3 separate regions of the Homo sapiens genome follow, and all the other regions are linked to region 3. A link is a loop called in an ENCODE intact Hi-C map of the cell type or tissue named here. Cell type or tissue: PC-9. All regions are shown on one strand. Each heading gives the region's core, and the rest is flanking DNA. Links, peaks and the distances in the headings are about the cores only.

The links. A loop is a pair of places that touch in the nucleus more often than their neighbours do. Peaks named below come from ENCODE experiments on the same cell type or tissue, not always from the same donor. Only the 100,000 strongest peaks of a DNase experiment are listed, where the experiment ranks them.
Region 1: a loop joins it to region 3, with 9 times the contacts of the local background. A loop is called at or near these places in 11 of 110 quality-filtered maps.
Region 2: a loop joins it to region 3, with 8 times the contacts of the local background. A loop is called at or near these places in 38 of 110 quality-filtered maps.

What each region holds. Positions count from the first base shown.
Region 1 is chr6:53,613,159-53,618,850 of GRCh38, forward strand. No RefSeq gene overlaps it. Among named protein-coding and RNA genes, the nearest start is that of LINC01564, 12 kb to the right of the region's middle. RefSeq lists an enhancer at 2,253-3,452. In PC-9, for the core only: no CTCF peak of the experiment used is centred there; DNase peaks (open chromatin) are centred at 2,743, 3,383 and 3,983; H3K4me3 peaks cover 2,283 bases; H3K27ac peaks cover 2,500 bases.
Region 2 is chr6:53,489,668-53,495,359 of GRCh38, forward strand. The region is part of intron 3 of GCLC-AS1 (GCLC antisense RNA 1); the gene reads left to right. Among named protein-coding and RNA genes, the nearest start is that of GCLC, 53 kb to the right of the region's middle. In PC-9, for the core only: CTCF peaks have their summits at 3,452 (motif pointing right) and 3,653; no DNase peak of the experiment used is centred there.
Region 3 is chr6:53,545,368-53,551,059 of GRCh38, forward strand. No RefSeq gene overlaps it. Among named protein-coding and RNA genes, the nearest start is that of GCLC, 3.1 kb to the left of the region's middle. RefSeq lists a silencer at 2,775-3,004. In PC-9, for the core only: no CTCF peak of the experiment used is centred there; a DNase peak (open chromatin) is centred at 2,764; H3K4me3 peaks cover 1,466 bases; H3K27ac peaks cover 2,355 bases.

The sequences.
Region 1 (5,692 bases), core at 1,694-4,193, 68 kb after region 3:
GAAGTTCTTTAGTTTACCTTTTTTCTCAAAGTAGTAGTAAGGACAGCAAAAATTAATGTGAATGGGTATTTATCCAAAACTAAAATTTTTCAGTATTCCATAACTTTCTCAATATTTAACAAATAATACAGTCATAATATCATGTGAGGCTGAGGCTATCCTTATATCTGCTCATGCCAATTCTCATCCCCTTTCTTTCTAAAAAATAAAGGCTAAACTAAAAATATTTGCTTCACCACAGTGTTGTGCAGCTGGAGGGGCCGTATGATTCAGGAGTATGATCCCATGAGATAGAAATAGAGGGTTTCTGTGAAAGCTTTTGGTTTCCTAACACAGGTCTCTCCCCTTCCCAACTCCCGCTTTCTTCTTCTCCCTGTCTTGAATACAGATGTAATACCTGGAGATGCAGCAGCTATCTTGCAACAAAGAAGTAATAAGCATTAAGACAAAAGCCTCACTCTAAGGGTGGTGGAGGTAAAAAAACAGAAACAGCAGCCTGTTGAACCTCCTTGGACTGCCCCAGACTTCTTGTTTCGTGGGGCAAACTTACTGTTTAAGCCACTGTTTTTGAGTTTCTGTTATTTGTAGCTAAACATATTCCTAAATGCTATAGTATGTCACTACCTTTTTTTTCTCATTTATTTAAATTTATTTATTTATAGACAGGGTCTCACTTTGTTGCCCAGGCTAGATTGCAGTGCACAGTCATAGCTCACTGTAGCCTCGACCTGCTGGGCTCAAGGGATCCTCCTGCCTCTGCCTCCCAAGTAGCTGGGACTACAGGAGCATGCCACCACACCCACCCAGCTAATTTTTTAAATTTTCAGTAGTGTTCCAAACTTGTGTGAGAGTGTAACCACCCAATAGTTTCTTCCTGCCCACTGCACAGACAAAATCAATCCACCAAGGCCAAGTCATTGCAATAAAATTTAATTGACACGAGGCCAGCCATGCCACGTGGGAGATGGAGTTATTACTCAAATCAATCTCCCTGAAAATTTGGAGGCTAGAGTTTTTCAAGGGTGGTTTGGGGAGCCAGGGAGTCTGCTTCTGGGTAGGGCCACAGGACTGGCTAGTGGGGTTTGGCAGGCCTGGGTGGAGACGTTGGTTCATTGGTCGTCAGAAATGCAGAAACCTGAAAAGACATCTCAAAAGGCCAATCTTAGGTTCTATAATAGTGATGTTATCGGCGGGAGTAATTAGGGGAGTTGCAATTTTTGAGACCTCCAGACTAATGGCTGGTAATCGTTTAAGTCTACACCTTAGCAGAATTCAGGCTCCTCTCATCCTAATAACCTGGTGGATGGATTAGCTTTCCTTAGCTTTACAAAGTGGTATAATTTTGGGGAAGCACTATTACCATTTAAACTCTAAACTAAATGTCTCCCAAAGTTATCTTGGCATAAGCCCAGGAATAATTAAGGCCAGTTTGGAGGTTAAAGGCTAGATGGGGGTTGGTTAGTTCAGATCTCATTCACTGTAATAATTTCCTGATTGTTATAATTTTTGCAAAAGTGATCTCAAGAGAAGAAAACTATGTATATGCATATGCATTTTTGTGTATATGAGTAAATATTTCTGTAGAGATGAACAAAAAGGTGATACCTAGCCTGGGCAGCAAAGTGAGACTCTGTCCAAATAAAAAAGTTAAAAATTAGCTGGTTGTGGTAGTGTGTACCTGCAGTCCCTGCTACTCAGGAGGCTGAGGCAATAGGATGGCTTGAGCCCAGGAGTGTGAGGCTGCAGTGAGCTATGATTGCACCGCTGCACTCCAGCCTGGGCAACAGGGAGAAACCCCATCTAAAAAAAAAAAAAGAAAGGTAGTATCATTGGTTGCCTTTGGGTAGAGAAAACAGGTGGCTGAGGATCAGAGCCAGGAGTGAGGCATGGCTTTTGTACATTTTAAATGTATTTTTAAAAATTAAATATATGTATCTTACTGTATGATTTAAATTATATACATTTCAAGAACAGACAAAATGAATTACGGTGATTGAGGTCAGAATACTATTAACTCTATGGGGAGATATTTACTGGAAAGTGGCATGAGGCGGTCTTCTCCAGCTAAGAGATCAGAGATATCCTCTATCTTGAATTAGATGGTGGTAACATAGGTACATGTATATGGAAAAAAAACATCAACTCCATACTACTATTTGTGCACTTGATGTACCTCAGTACAGTTTTAGAGCATATACTTTGAATAATAAGAAAGAAAATTAAGATAATTATTAATATTCTGTGGGCTTCTTGTTCACTATCATCTTAGTTCAAATTTCAACAATTTCCCTAATTTAAAGTTTTTTTAAAAGAGTTTTCATGTGAGAATGTGTATGTATACATATGAATGTCAATGCAGAGGAGATTTGTGGCCAATCTGTGGGTTATTTCCTATATAAAATAACCCTTCATTGACCTCACTTCATTGTCCAGTTATCACCCCAGTTTTTTACAGTCACGCTTTTTCAGCACTGCTGTGTGTAGGTGGGTATATGTGCCTAAACTCAGGACTAGTATACACCCAGGTATGAATAGATCAAGTCACATACTTAAGGATTTGATGTTGGAGTTTGCTTCTATAGCAAATGAATTTCTAAATATTAGCTCAGTGCAGCTTTGATGAGTGCACGATGAATCAGCAAAAGCTTAAATAAGGGAGTGTGCACCAATGACAAATTCCCTTTGCAAGGGAACTTTGATCTCTACTGGATGACTACCTGCTTCTGCTGTGCACTCGCTCTCTCCCTCTTTGCTTCTAGCATAACAAATACGTTCCCCTGCATTGAACGTGTTTTCCTAACAACAGTGGCGAGATGTGACAAGGAAACTTGTTTGGAGCAACGTCTGAGTCACAATAGAATTAGTATCAGGTACAAATGACCACAAAGTACAGGTGCTGAGTCACAGTGATTTGGGATTCTCTAGTAAAAAGGACATGTGGAGAACTTAACTTTTATTTCCTCTCTTTTGCTGGTGTAAGTTTGGAGGTATCGTCACACAATCACCTTTCATTCACTAACGCTCACATTTTAGGTGCTTTTCCTTCTTACATAATAAAATAGCAAAGCACATAGGCCTGGGGTCCCTGGGGAAAGCCAAGTCTGCCTGGCTGCCTTGAGAACTCTGGACTGGATTTGACATGGAGGAGTTGGGGATTGTTGCTCAGGGATCAGAACAGTGAAACTCAGGTTAATGAGTAAAGAGTGAGAATATGTGTTTGTATGTTTCTTAATCCCATCTACTAGGTGATTACAAAACTCATTCAAAGTTGAACACAGTAGAGGTATTTCAAGTTGCTTTAGAGAGAGAATTACACACACACAAAAAATCTTTAGGAGCCAGACAACCACTGTGGACACCAATAAGAGAGCTCCAACATTGGTGAGGTATAGACCCGTCAAAGTTGTTGGTAATAACAGCAAGGTCCATCTGGCAAGATTGGTCACCTGTGGTGGAAGTGGTGGTGACAGCAGGGATGCAACTGCAGCAATCAATGATGATGATCTCACTAGGGTGGGGAGGTGTTAAAGGCATCTTCACAGCAGCACAGTGCCCAGAATGCCAAAGAGCAGCAGGATGGATCCAGCATCCTCTCCTGATAAAAGAGGGCTAGAAGACGGGAGGCTCCGGGAAGTCTACTGGGTGAGTATTAGTCCACTCTCACATTGCTATCAAGAAATACCTGATACTGGGTAATTTATAGAGAAAAAAGGTTTAATTGACTCACGGTTCTGCAAGCTGTCCAGGAAGCATAGCGGCTTCTGACTCTGGGGTGGCCTCAGGAAGCTTCCAATCATGGAAGAAGGCAAAGTAGGGGCAGGTATCTCACATGGCAGTAGCAGGAGGAAGAGAGCGAGGGGGAGGTGCCACACACTCTTTAACTACCAGATCTGACAGATAACTCATTGTTCCAAGGGCAGGACAAAGGGGATGCTGCTAAACCATTCATGAGAAATCTGCCCGCATGATCCAATCACCTCCCACCAGGCTCCACCTCCAACACCGGATATTACAATTCAACACAAAATTTGGACAGGAACACAGATCCAAACTATATCAGGGTGGAGCCCTACATCTAATGTTTCTTGCCCTTGCTCTTGGTAGCTAGTGTCTCATTGGACTCTAGTGTCTGCTTGTTCTATTGGATCAGGAGCTCCTTGAGGGGAGGAGCCATATTAAATTCATCTCTGTACCCCTAGTGTTTAGCAGTGTTTTATTGAGTTAGTAAATAAATCCATCTCTATTCTTTATCAAAACTCTGAGCTGTGATGAAAAAGTCACTGTCTCCACCTGTGCTTTGGATCTGTCAGTAGGGCCTTTGCTTCTACAGTAACATCATCCTACACAGAGTAAACACCTACTGAGTGCTGATTATGCCTGCTGTGGTTACTACAATCTCTTAAGTTTGCCTTTAAGCTTTGTATGTAAAATTTTTAATTGCTTTGCTATTTTAATCTGATCACATTCCCCTGGTTCCTCCCTTTTAACTTTAAGCATATGCAATGTGCCCGTTTGCACAACAGTCTGAAGTTTTATTTCTATGATTCCTCCTTTTCTGCACAAATGTTCATGTTTCTCATACTTCCTATTACTTCTGAACATTTTCCTAATGACAGAAGTCATAGAAGCACTCCTTAAAAGTTGATTTTTTGTTTGTTTGTTTGTTTGTTTGTTTTGAGACATTCTGCCACCCAGGTTGGAGTGCAGTGGCATGATCATGGCTCACTGCAGCCTCGACCTCCTGGGCTCAGGTGATCCTCCCACCGAAGCCTCCTGAGTAGCCGGGACTACAGGCACCTGCCACCACACCCAGCTATTTTTTGTATTTTTTGTAGAGATGAGGTTTCACTATGTTGCCAAGGCTGGTCTAGAGCTTCTGGGCTCAAGCAATCTGCCCACCTCAGCCTCCCAAAATGTTAGAATTATAAGCAAGAGCCACTGTACCCAGCCGAGAGCTGATTTTATATTAATATCTACAGCTCTGGTTAGACACAGTCTCAGGGAATTTGTGGCCAGTCTGTAGTGTTGTCTCCTTACTTAAAAAATACTCCTTCCTTGACCTCACTTCAGTGTCTAATTATAATTTCATTTTCTACATCTATCCATGAAAAAAATGTATAGAGTGGGGGGAAATCTACCTTTCCACCTCCATTTCCTCATCATCCACTTCCACCTGAACTTGCTGCCACCTGACTTCAGCTTCACCACCTGTGAACACATCACTTTCTCTAAAGCCTCCCACGCTTTCCTTCTGACCTTGAGCCAGTGGGCTGTTTTCATACTTCTCTTTCATAGTTACTTAGTTGCGTTAACATTGTCAAAAAGTAAAACAAAACTCCCAAGCCTAAAGCCTCCCCTGCTTTGAGACAGTCTCCCCATCCTGACACCTGTGACCCTGAGTTCATCTGCATTATTCCAACCCATCTGGTGAATGAGTTAATGCTGATTTTTGATCATCCAACATGGTGTCAGCCTCCTTCAGCCTTCCAAGGTGAGCCTATGAATTTCCTCCCTTCTAAGTCCACATACGTTTGTTTCCTCCCACTCTGCATCTTTACCCCATTCATGGCACTCTTAACTCCACATAGCCCCTTAGTTTTCTAAACCCATTTAAAACCTTACACCATCAAGGAGAAGCATAGCTTCTTAAACTTTCCCTACTGTAATGGCTTCTCAGGGTTTGTGTGAACAG
Region 2 (5,692 bases), core at 2,079-4,578, 55 kb before region 3:
TTAATAAATGGTGCTGGGAAAACTGGCTAGCCACATGTAGAAAGCTGAAACTGGATCCCTTCCTTACACCTTATACAAAAATTAATTCAAGATGGATTAAAGACTTACATGTTAGACCTAAAACCATAAAAACCCTAGAAGAAAACCTAGGCAATACCATTCAGGACATAGGCATGGGCAAGGACTTCATGACCAAAACACCAAAAGTAATGGCAACAAAAGACAAAATTGACAAATGGGATCTAATTAAACTAAAGAGCTTCTGCACAGCAAAAGAAACTACCATCAGAGTGAACAGGCAACCTACAGAATGGGAGAAAATTTTTGCAACCTACTCACTTGACAAAGGGCTAATATCCAGAATCTACAATGAACTCAAACAAATTTACAAGAAAAAAAACAAACAACCCCATCAAAAAGTGGGCGAAGGATATGAACAGATACTTCTCAAAAGAAGACATTTATGCAGCCAAAAAACACATGAAAAAATGCTCATCATCACTGGCCATTAGAGAAATGCAAATCAAAACCGCAATGAGATACCATCTCACACCAGTTAGAATGGCAGTCATTAAAAAGTCAGGAAACAACAGGTGCTGGAGAGGATGTGGAGAAATAGGAAGACTTTTACACTGTTGGTGGGACTGTAAACTAGTTCAACCATGTGGAAGTCAGTGTGGCGATTCCTCAGGGATCTAGAAGTAGAAATACCATTTGACCCAGCCATCCCATTACTGGGTATACACCCAAAGGATTATAAACCGTGCTGCTATAAAGACACATGCACATGTATGTTTATTGCAGCACTATTCACAATAGCAAACACTTGGAATCAACCCAAATGTCCAACAATGATAGACTGGATTAAGAAAATGTGGCACATATACACCATGGAATACTATGCAGCCATAAAAAATGATGAGTTCATGTCCTTTGTAGGGACATGGATGAAGCTGGAAATCATCATTCTCAGCAAACTATCCCAAGGACAAAAAACCAAACACCGCATGTTCTCACTTATAGGTGGGAATTGAACAATGAGAACACATGGACACAGGAAGGGGAATATCACACACTGGGGCCTGTTGTGGGGTGAGGGGACGGGGGAGGGATAGCATTAGGAGATATACCTAATGCTAAATGACGAGGTAATGGGTGCAACACACCAACATGGCACATGTATACATATGTAACAAACCTGCACGTTGTGCACATGTACCCTAAAACTTAAAGTATAATAATAATAAAATTAAAAAAAAATGTGGTAGTAAAATATATGACAACAGTAGCGCAGAGAATGGGAGGTGGTGGGTGAACGTGTACTCCTCTATGGTGTTTCCTTGTATATGAACTGATTTAGTGTTAGTCTATGCTTAATTGTAGTAAGTTAGAGATGAATATTATAATCATTTAAAAATATGCAAAGAGATACCTTATTTATTTATTTATTTATTATACTTTAAGTTCTGGAATACATGTGCAGAACGTGCAGGTTTGTTACATAGGTATACACGTGCCATGGTGGTTTGCTGCACCCATCAACCCATCACCTACATTAGGTATTTCTCCTAATGCTATCCCTCCCCTAGCCCACCCACCCCCTGACAGGCCCCAGTGTGTGATGTTCCCCTCCCTGTGTCCATGTATTCTCACTGTTCAACTCCCATTTATGAGTGAGAACATGTGGTGTTTCGTTTTCTGTTCTTGTGTTAGTTTGCTGAGAATGGTGGTTTCCAGCTTCATCCATGTCCCTGCAAAGGACATGAACTCATCCTTTTTTATGGCTGCATAGTATTCCATGGTGTATATGTGCCACATTTTCTTTATCCAGTCTACCACTGATGGGCATTTGGGTTGGTTCCAAGTCTTTGCTATTGTGAATAGTGCTGCAATAAACATACGTGTGCATGAGTCTTTATAGTAGAATGATTTACGATCCTTTGGGTATATATCTAGTAATGGGATCACTGCGTCAAATGGTATTTCTGGTTCTAGATCCTTGAGGAATCACCACACTGTGTTCCACAATGGTTGAACTAATTTGCACTCCCACCAACAGTGTAAAAGCATTCCTATTTCTCCACATCCTCTCCAGCATCTGTTGTTTCCTGACTTTTTAATGATCACCATTTTAACTGGTGTGAGATGCTATCTCATTTTGGTTTTGACTTGCATTTCTGTATTGACCAGTAATGATGAGCTTTTTCCCCATGTTTTTTGGCCCCATAAATGTCTTCTTTTGAGAAGTGTCTCTTCATATCCTTTGCACAGTTTTTGATGGGGTTGTTTGGAGAAATCATTTTTAAATACAAGATATTATTAATAGAGGACATAAAATAGGATACCAAAAGATGACAGGAAAAGTGCATTAAAGGAAAGAGAACATTAGAAACAAATAGGAAACTAACAAGATGGTAGACTTAAACTCAACCATATCAATTATTACAGTAAATGTTAATGAACTAAGCACTTCCATTAAAAAGGATAAAAAAAGAAAGACCCAACTAGAAGCTGTTTAAAGGGAAACACTTTAATTCTAAAATCATAGCTAGTTTGCAAGTAAAAAGATAGAAAATATTTATTATGTAAGCACTAATTGTAAGAAAGTTGACATGGAGTATTAATATCAGACAAAGTAAAGTTCAAAACAAGAGTATTCCTAGAGATTAAAAAGGGATACTTTATTATGATAGAAGGATCAATTCATCAAGAAGACATACAATTCCTAAGTGTGAAGATACCTAACAGAGCTTCATAGTGTATGAGGCAAAAACTGACAAAACTATAGAGAAACAGACAAATCCACAATCAAATTTTGGGATTTTAACATTCCACTCTCAGTAATTGAAAAAAAAGTAGGCAAAGAAAAGCAGCAAGGATACAGATGATTTGAAGAACATTATCAAAAATTCAACTACTAAAGAAAACTACACACTATACACACCAATTATATATTATTCTGAAGTGTACATGGAATATTCATCAAGAAAGACTGTACCCTGGGCTATTAAAAGGTCAAACATTCAACACATTGAAATAACAGAATATTCTATGATCAAAATGAAACTATACTAGACATCAATAATAAAAAAGACATCTAGAAAATTCCCAAAGGTTTTGAAATGAAGCCACATTCTACTAAGTAACCCATGGCCAAAGAAGAAATCACAAGGGATAGTAGAAAACACGTACGAAGAACAACAATGAAAGTACAATATAACCGAACGACCAAGATGCAGCTAAAACAGTAATAAATGTGAAATCCACAGTTTTAGCTACTTATTTTGGAGCACAAGCATATTTCTATTTTAAAATGAGAATGGAAAAATATATTTCGATGTGGAATTTCGTTTTATAGCAAATGCGCTCTGAATGTCTCTGTGAATTGAGGAATATTTGTACACCAAATGAAATAAAAAGGCACCTACTGAAAAGATCGCTAGAGGGCACTATTATCAAACTTCCAGAGGAAACAGTTTTTAGTGTGGATAACTTAAGAAATGTTGTTAGCTCTAAAACTGACTCAAGATGGCATTGAGATTTTATTCCTCTGTTTTATAGATGAGACAATTGAGGTCCAAAGAAAGGAAATGACTTGCTTAATATCATACAAACACTAGTTGTAGAGTCAGAACTAGAACCCCAGTCTCCTGACTCATTAGAGAATCACATCATGATTCTGCACAAACTCAGACAGACCCAGACTTTCCTATACACTTGTGGCAAATGAGAGGCTCTTTTCCACTGGGGTTGCCCAGCTACTGTAATGCATGCCTGGCGTTGCTGGAGCTGCTGGATAGGGCTGGGCACTGGGGGAGTGTGCTCTATGGAGAAAGCCTGCCTGAGAGTGAAACCGTTATAGTGGAAGGTGTAAGCCAGGAATCGGGAGACGGGACTTGAGAGCATTTGAGCCAATAACCTGTGCCTGAAGCTAGTGCCACCTCTTGGACGTTTCTGTGATATTAGCTGGTAGGTTTTCTTTTTTTCTAAAGCTGGTGGGTGTGGGGGTTTTCTGTCACTTGCATCCAAAATTTCTGAATATGCCAAGCGTCTCTACTTTGCAGAAAGACCAATAGTATTCAAAACACATGGCTTTATTTTGGACAAAGCCAAAAAAGGTTCTGGGAAACTCACCAGGACTGTTTGAGAGGTGATAAAAACATATGAAGAGCTTCTCATGTTTCATTTTCTAGAAATTTTAGATCCTAAGTCATCAGTATGATTGTTTTTCTCTGCTGACTTCATTGCATTCTTGGAAGGCTAAATTATTTCAAAGGAGACTATTAAGAAAATGTGTGTTATATACTGGTAGAAAGTAGATGCAGGTTGTGTCGTCTTTAATATAATAGTGTTGTCACACTCTCCAGGGGCAGAGTAGGGAGCAAACATGGCTTGCCTGAACAGTTTATGTCCTTTGCTTTTATGTACATTGCCTTATTTCCACCACATAGCAAATCGGCGAAGTGTTCTCATGTCTATTTCACAGATGATATATAGACAAAGTCTAAAGTCACCCAGCTAGTATGTATAAATATTAAGATTGGAACTCAGTTCTATACTTTTGCTTTTATGCTAGAAGTACTTGTATCCTGTCCCAACACAATGCTGATAAACTTCCTAGGAACTTCAGAATGAATCACTTTTGATTGAGATGTTGGCTTTTAAACTGCTTTCATTTGCCATGATGAAAGTGTAATGTATTAAAAGGGCATAAAAATGCAGTTTTTCAACACATTCGCCACGCTATGATACAGTTTGGCTGTGTCTTCACCCAAATCTCATCTTGAATTGTAGCTCCCATAATTCCCACGTATTGTGGGTGGGACCTGGTGGGAGATAATTGAATCATGGGGGGCGGTTTCCCCCATACTGTTCTCATGTTAGTAAGTCTCACGAGATCTAATGATTTTATAAGGGGTTTCCCCTTTGGCTTGATTCTCATTCTCTTCGCCTGCTGCCATGAATGACGTGCCTTTTGCCTTCTGCCATGATTGTGAAGTCTCCCCAGCTGCGTGGAACTGTGAGTCCATTAAACCCCTTTTTCTTTATAAATTACCCAGTCTCAGGTATGTCTTTATCAGCAGTGTGAAAACGGACTAATACACTAGTTTTTGCTCAGAAAAGTTTCTTTTCTCCTTCCTCCTTTCTGAACCAGTTTAACCCACATTTTGCTTCTGTTTGAGGCATAACAAACCCAAAATGTGTAAACTGCCCTCATCTTAAGTGTACAGCCAGTCATTTTTAAACATCTTGATATCCATGAATCGTCACCCAGATTGAGATATAAAACATGTCTAGCAACCTAGAAGTTTGTCTCTTTGGTACTTGTTCATTTCCATCCAGAGGTAACAGGCTGGAGTCCAGTGGCATGATCACAGCTCACTGCAGCCTCGATTTCCTGGGCTCAAGTGATCCTCCCACCTCAGTCTCCTGAGTAGCTAGGACTGCAGGTGCACACCACCACATCCAGCTAATTTTGTTTTGTAAACATGGGGGTCTCATTATGTTGCCCAGGCTGCACCCAGCTCACGGTTCTCTTTAATGCATCTTCCATACTTAGATTTGTAATGTTTCATTTTATAGAATATTGAGAATGAAAAGGGGCTTGCTTTAGGGATTATCTAGCTTATCTCAGCCTCTGCTTACCAGGAAAGCACAATAGTGAGGAATATATGTTTCCCAGCCAAGGTTG
Region 3 (5,692 bases), core at 1,768-4,267:
TTATTTGAATCAATGACGAACTCACCATATTATGTTTTAGTTGGACAGGGCCTCACACTTAGAGTGAGAGCGGCAGAATGTGTTGAGAAAAGTATTAACATGGTAGTGAAGTGAAACAGTTCAACTCTAGGCTCCATCACTTACTGACTGTGAGACTTGGGACGAGTTCTTCCCATATCTGCATAAAATTAGATTAATTCTATCTTTTATAGATGTCGTAATTATGTGCATAGTGTACATGTGTATAGTGTTGGCCAAAAAATTGACCTGGTTATTAAGAGGAATCAATTTGTCAACATGTGTAAATCATTATTCCCTACTGTCTTGATTAACTGGTGACCTATGTTCTCTGGATGGCACGGACACCATTTATTGCAAAAAGTCTCCAGACAGACCATATGAGGAACCATCTCCAAAAGTTTATCCTCCATCTAAACCTAAAATTCATCCCTTAAGTGATCAAAATGACGTTCTTGTGAGCCTACCGTGGGGTGGGGTTGAAGATAGTGGGAACACCTAGAGTTGGCCTTATCTCGGAGGGAAAGGAGAGGAAGGAGGTACCGTGCCCCCAAGTGATTGTTTAATAAATATGTGTTGACAGAGCAATGACCTGTCAGGGGAAAAGTGAAGGCAACTAGATCATACATGTACCTACCCAGAAAGTGTGTATTTATCATACCCTCTTCCCTCGCACTACAGAGTTAACATTTAGTAAGCACTTATTAATTGCTAAATGAGTGAGTACATGATAGCAGGATTCTCTTCTCCCACAGCCTTCATATTGGATGTGCCCCTCACAGGGCTTGGGGGCATGAATACCCAAGGTCTGGCTGGGATTTCCACAATGGTGTGTGTGTGTGTCTGTGTGTCTGTGTGTGTGTGTCTGTGTGTGGTAGGGATGTTTGAAGCTCAGGAGAAGATGTTTCCATCCTCATCACACAGGTGGGATAGAAATCAAACCACATTCTAATTTTTCCACAGCCTTTTCAACAACCTCCTTTGCCCTCCCACCAACCTCACCAGATCTGTATATGGTTCTGGCACTCTGTTGTTTTTCCTGCTTGAAATTCTCCATCTGACACACTCATGTTCATCTCTTGAGTCACAGTTATTCCTCTCTGTGTTTTGGTTGCATTCGTACATTAATGATAGAGTCATTTTAAAGATAGCTCCACACTAAATAGTGAATTCCTCTGGGGCACAGATGACTTATGCCTTTTGTACCTTTAATTCTAGAAAAGTGCTTGGTATAGAGTGTGTGCTTAATAAATGTTAGCTTCTCCGTGAAAAGCAGGTAGTGGGAGAGGGGGAGAAACAGTGTTTCCCATGTAGGTAAGACATCCAAGGATCATTGGGTTATTCTCATAATGTCATCTGACATTCTCATAGACCTGCATTGTTCAACACGACAGCCATCAGCCACATTGGCCAATGTACATTTGAAATGTGGCTAACATGACCGAGAAACCAAATTTTCATTTTAATTTAATCAATTTAAATGTAAATTTAAAAACTGATATTCCATTCAGTTACTGGAAAACTTTTAAGTAAATTTGAAACAAGTTGGAAATGTGAATCCATTTTTGACTGTAAATTTTATGAAATGTAATTACAGATCAAGTATTTCCAATGAAAACTTAGTGGCCCAGATGTGTTGTGAGTGTAAGTCACACACCAGATTCTAAGACAGTAGAATAAAAAGATGTAAATATCTCATTAAAAGTTTTATATTGATTACATAGCGATATAGCATTTTGGAAATTTTGAGTTAAATATGATGTGGTATGTTATTTAATTTACCACCACCCCCACCCACTTTTATTTTTAATTTTAAAGGAGGCTACTGAAAAATTTAAGATTACATATGTGGCTCTCATTCCACTTTATTGAAACAGTACTGATGTAGACCTTGATTTACACTTTGCAAAGCAGTTTTCCCATACACCTGCTGCACACCATACACTTTTCCCATGCACCTGTTAGGAATCATGGACCTGGGCGGTTCAATAATAGACTAAATTCTAGTCTAGCCAAAGCCCTACGCGACACTGAACCTAGTAAGAGTTTAACACTGTAATTGGAGTTACTCTGTCCTAGATCCCGGCTCACACTCACATAAGGGACCTCCCTCACCCTATCCTACCCCCCCGAATTCTGAACCAGCTCCCCCAGCGGGGGTCCCAGAGCTTTGGACAATCCCAAAAAGGGCGCCGGCGCTGCTGCACCACAGGGCAGTTATGCCCAATTTAAACCTTGATCTCTCAGTGTCTTTAGCCTTTTCTGTTACAAAGAAAAAACAAAAATCCCATCACGGATCAACTGAAGTCATATTTAACAAGAGTTACTCCCCTCTGACAATGCTTTGCCTGCATAGGTCCACTACTGCTCGATTTCATTCTGTAGACTGCACCCAGGGCCAGGTTTCGACATCTGGAAGTGAGTTTTCAGCAGACAGCTCCATCAGGGCTGTAACGATAGCTGAAGGGGAAAGAAGGAGCTCATATCTTGCAGAATCAGCTCTTCCCTAGACCATGACCAAAGGCCGATTCCCAGTAGTGTCTTCCGCGGAAAAACGCGAGACCCGCTCTCCAGGAACCCATCTCTGCCCAGCGGCGCCCTGGCACCGCAACCTCGCCTCGCAGCCCCGCGGACCAACACAGGCCCCGCCCCCAGAGCCGTCCGGAAAACCTGGACCGTGGAGATCCGCATGGGGGGACGCCGTGCAGTCGTGAGGCCAAGCTGAGCATGCTCGGAGAGCCGGCCTGTCGCGGGAGGAAGCGGTGTGGGCCGCGGGCGGCGCACGCCGCGCAGTTGTTGTGATACAGCCCCCGCCACGTGACTGCGCGGGCCCGCCTCCCCCGCGCGCGGCACCGCCTCCCCGTGACTCAGCGCTTTGTGCGGGCTCCGAGCCGGAGGTCAATCTGGGGGAGGCTTCTTAGGGCAAAGTCTCAGTCCATCACTCCTGACCTCTGGGCTGCTGCTGCTGCTAGGATTGCCGCAGTCGTTTCAGACACGATGGGTTTCGGGCCTCCAAGGACCAAAAAATACATCATTTTCTCTGTGGTCACGCCATTCCCAGTTTCCCTTGAGTCAGCGGCTTCGCGAGATCAAATAAGGAAAACAGAGAGAGTGCCCAGGGGACTCTGAGGAAGGCACTTCTAGGTTATCTGCCCCTGCCTTTACCGCTCTCTTTGGCTTGAGTATCCCTTGACCTTGGTGGTCTGTCGCTTGGGTCCCAGTATATCACATTCTATGCCAGGCACTTTGAGCTGGTATCCGTAAAACAGTACTAATCTTTGCCACATTTTATAAGTGAGGCAACTGAGATCCAGTAATACTAAGTAACAGGTAGTGGCTAAGCTGGGGTTTGAACTCCAGTGATATTTCAAAGCTGTCTACTACACCACTTAGCCTGGGTGAAGCTGGTGGCTGCCTTCAGTGTGATTCTTCCTGGGACTTGATGCCAACCTTCATTACATCCTTTCTTCTCCCTTGACACACCCTTTCCCCAAAACCCGCGGATCTGCCTGTGAAGTCCTTAAGCTTTTTGTCTGTTAAATTTCTTTCTTTTTTTTTTTTTTTTGAGATGGAGTCTCGCTCTGTCGCCCAGGCTGGAGTGCAGTGGCGGGATCTCGGCTCACTGCAAGCTCCGCCTCCCGGGTTCACGCCATTCTCCTGCCTCAGCCTCCCAAGTAGCTGGGACTACAGGCGCCCGCCACTATGCCCGGCTAATTTTTTGTATTTTTAGTAGAGACGGGGTTTTACCGTTTTAGCCGGGATGGTCTCGATCTCCTGACCTCGTGATCCGCCCGCCTCGGCCTCCCAATGTTAAATTTCTTAATTGGTGAAAACAAATAGTTAGTTATTTCTTAACTTCAGTGTACATGTTAAACAACAAAAGATACAGAAGGAATTTTCTCCCTACAATTGAATTGTACTTGGAATTTGACTTGATCTTATTCAAGAAGATCCCTGGGGGCTTTATGATGGAAGAGCAGTAGCCAAAAGACTGGGGCTTTGGCCCCATCTCAGAGGGCTACCTGCTGGGTCAATCTAAGCAAAGTTGTGATAATCATTGGAGAGTCCTTTCCTCTCATCTGTACAAATGAGAGTCTGGAGGAGATAAAGTTTCCCTTCCAGCCTAAACATTTTCTGATGTTATTACTAAAATTAGTTGAAAGAGTTCAAATCTTTTTGTATCGTGTACTATTTGTAATACATGCTGCTGAGGTGTGCTATTGTCATTGTCAAAAAAGCAAGGAAACTCTTTTGACCTTTTCCAAGCCAATTTTTAGTTTACATGGATTTTTGAAAAATATAAATGTGCTTGTTTTCATGTAGAGTTACAAAAGGTCTGTGAAGTTCAAGTGAAGAACTTTTTTAACATGGAGAAGTTTGAGTGTGCTAAAGAAGATGGGTAGGCATCAAAAGGGGGCAAGATTGAAGATGTGGGAACAAGAAAGGATATTTTCAGAAGCAAAATGTCTCAGGAGACCTGACTTGTTGGGATCCAGAACACATGGGAAGTGGTGAGCTTTTTTTCCTAGAAAAATCTCATTGTCTTCTTATAGAAGATAAAGACGCCATGATAATGTGTTGGGACAGGGCGAGTGATATCTGAGTCCTGTAGACTCACTCTTCTCACTGGAGAATAATTAAAGATAACTTTTTATTATGGACATTTCCAATAAAGCACAAAAGTTGAGAGAACATAGTATAATGGCTCTTCATGTACTTTTTTCTTTTTTTTTTTGAGACGGGAGTCTTGCTCTGTCACCCAGGCTGGAGTGCAGTGGCATGATCTTGGCTCACTGCAACCTCCACCTCCTGGGTTCAAGCAATTCTCCTGCCTCAGCCTCCCGAGTAGCTGGGACTACAGGCGCCTGCCACCACGCCGGGCTAATTTTTGTATTTTCAGTAGAGACGGGGTTTCACCGTTAGCCAGGGTGGTCTTGAACTCCTGACGTCAGGTAATCTGCCAGCCTTGGCCTCCCAAAGTGCTGGGATTACATGTGTGAGCCACTGTGCCTGGCCCTAGTTTTTGTATTTTTGGTAGAGATGGGGTTTTGCCATATTGGCCAGGTTGATCTCAAACTCCTGACCTCAGGTGATCCGCCTGCCTTGGCCTCCCAAAGTGCTGGGATTACAGGCATGAGCCATGGTGCCCACCTCTTCATGTACTTATTATTCATCTTTGTATGTTACAGTTACTTACCTCCTCCCATTAGTTTAAAGGAAATCTCACTCAAGTCTGATCTCAGGACCTGAGCTCTAAGTGAAGGTTGAAGAAAGAAAGAGGAATGTAGAAGATGAGGTTTGAGCAGCTGATATGGGAGGTGATCTAGAAAGATGGAAAATAATGAGCAATACCCTAATATCCGTAAACCAAAAATAAAATTCTAAGCCCTCCAACTACCTGAATGGACCACTCCTCTAGGCCAAGAACATTCTAAAGTAAACCTGAGGCCAGGCGCAGTGACTCACACCTGTAATCCCACCACTTTGGGAGGCCAAGGCAGGCAGATCACCTGGGGTCAGGAGTTCAAGACCAGCCTGGCCAACACAGCGAAACCCCGTCTCTACTTAAAATACAAAAATTAGCCAGGTGTGGTGGCATGCACCAGTAATCCCAGCTACTTGGGAGGCTGAGGTGGGAGAATCACTTGAACAGGGAGGCGGAGGTTGCAATGAA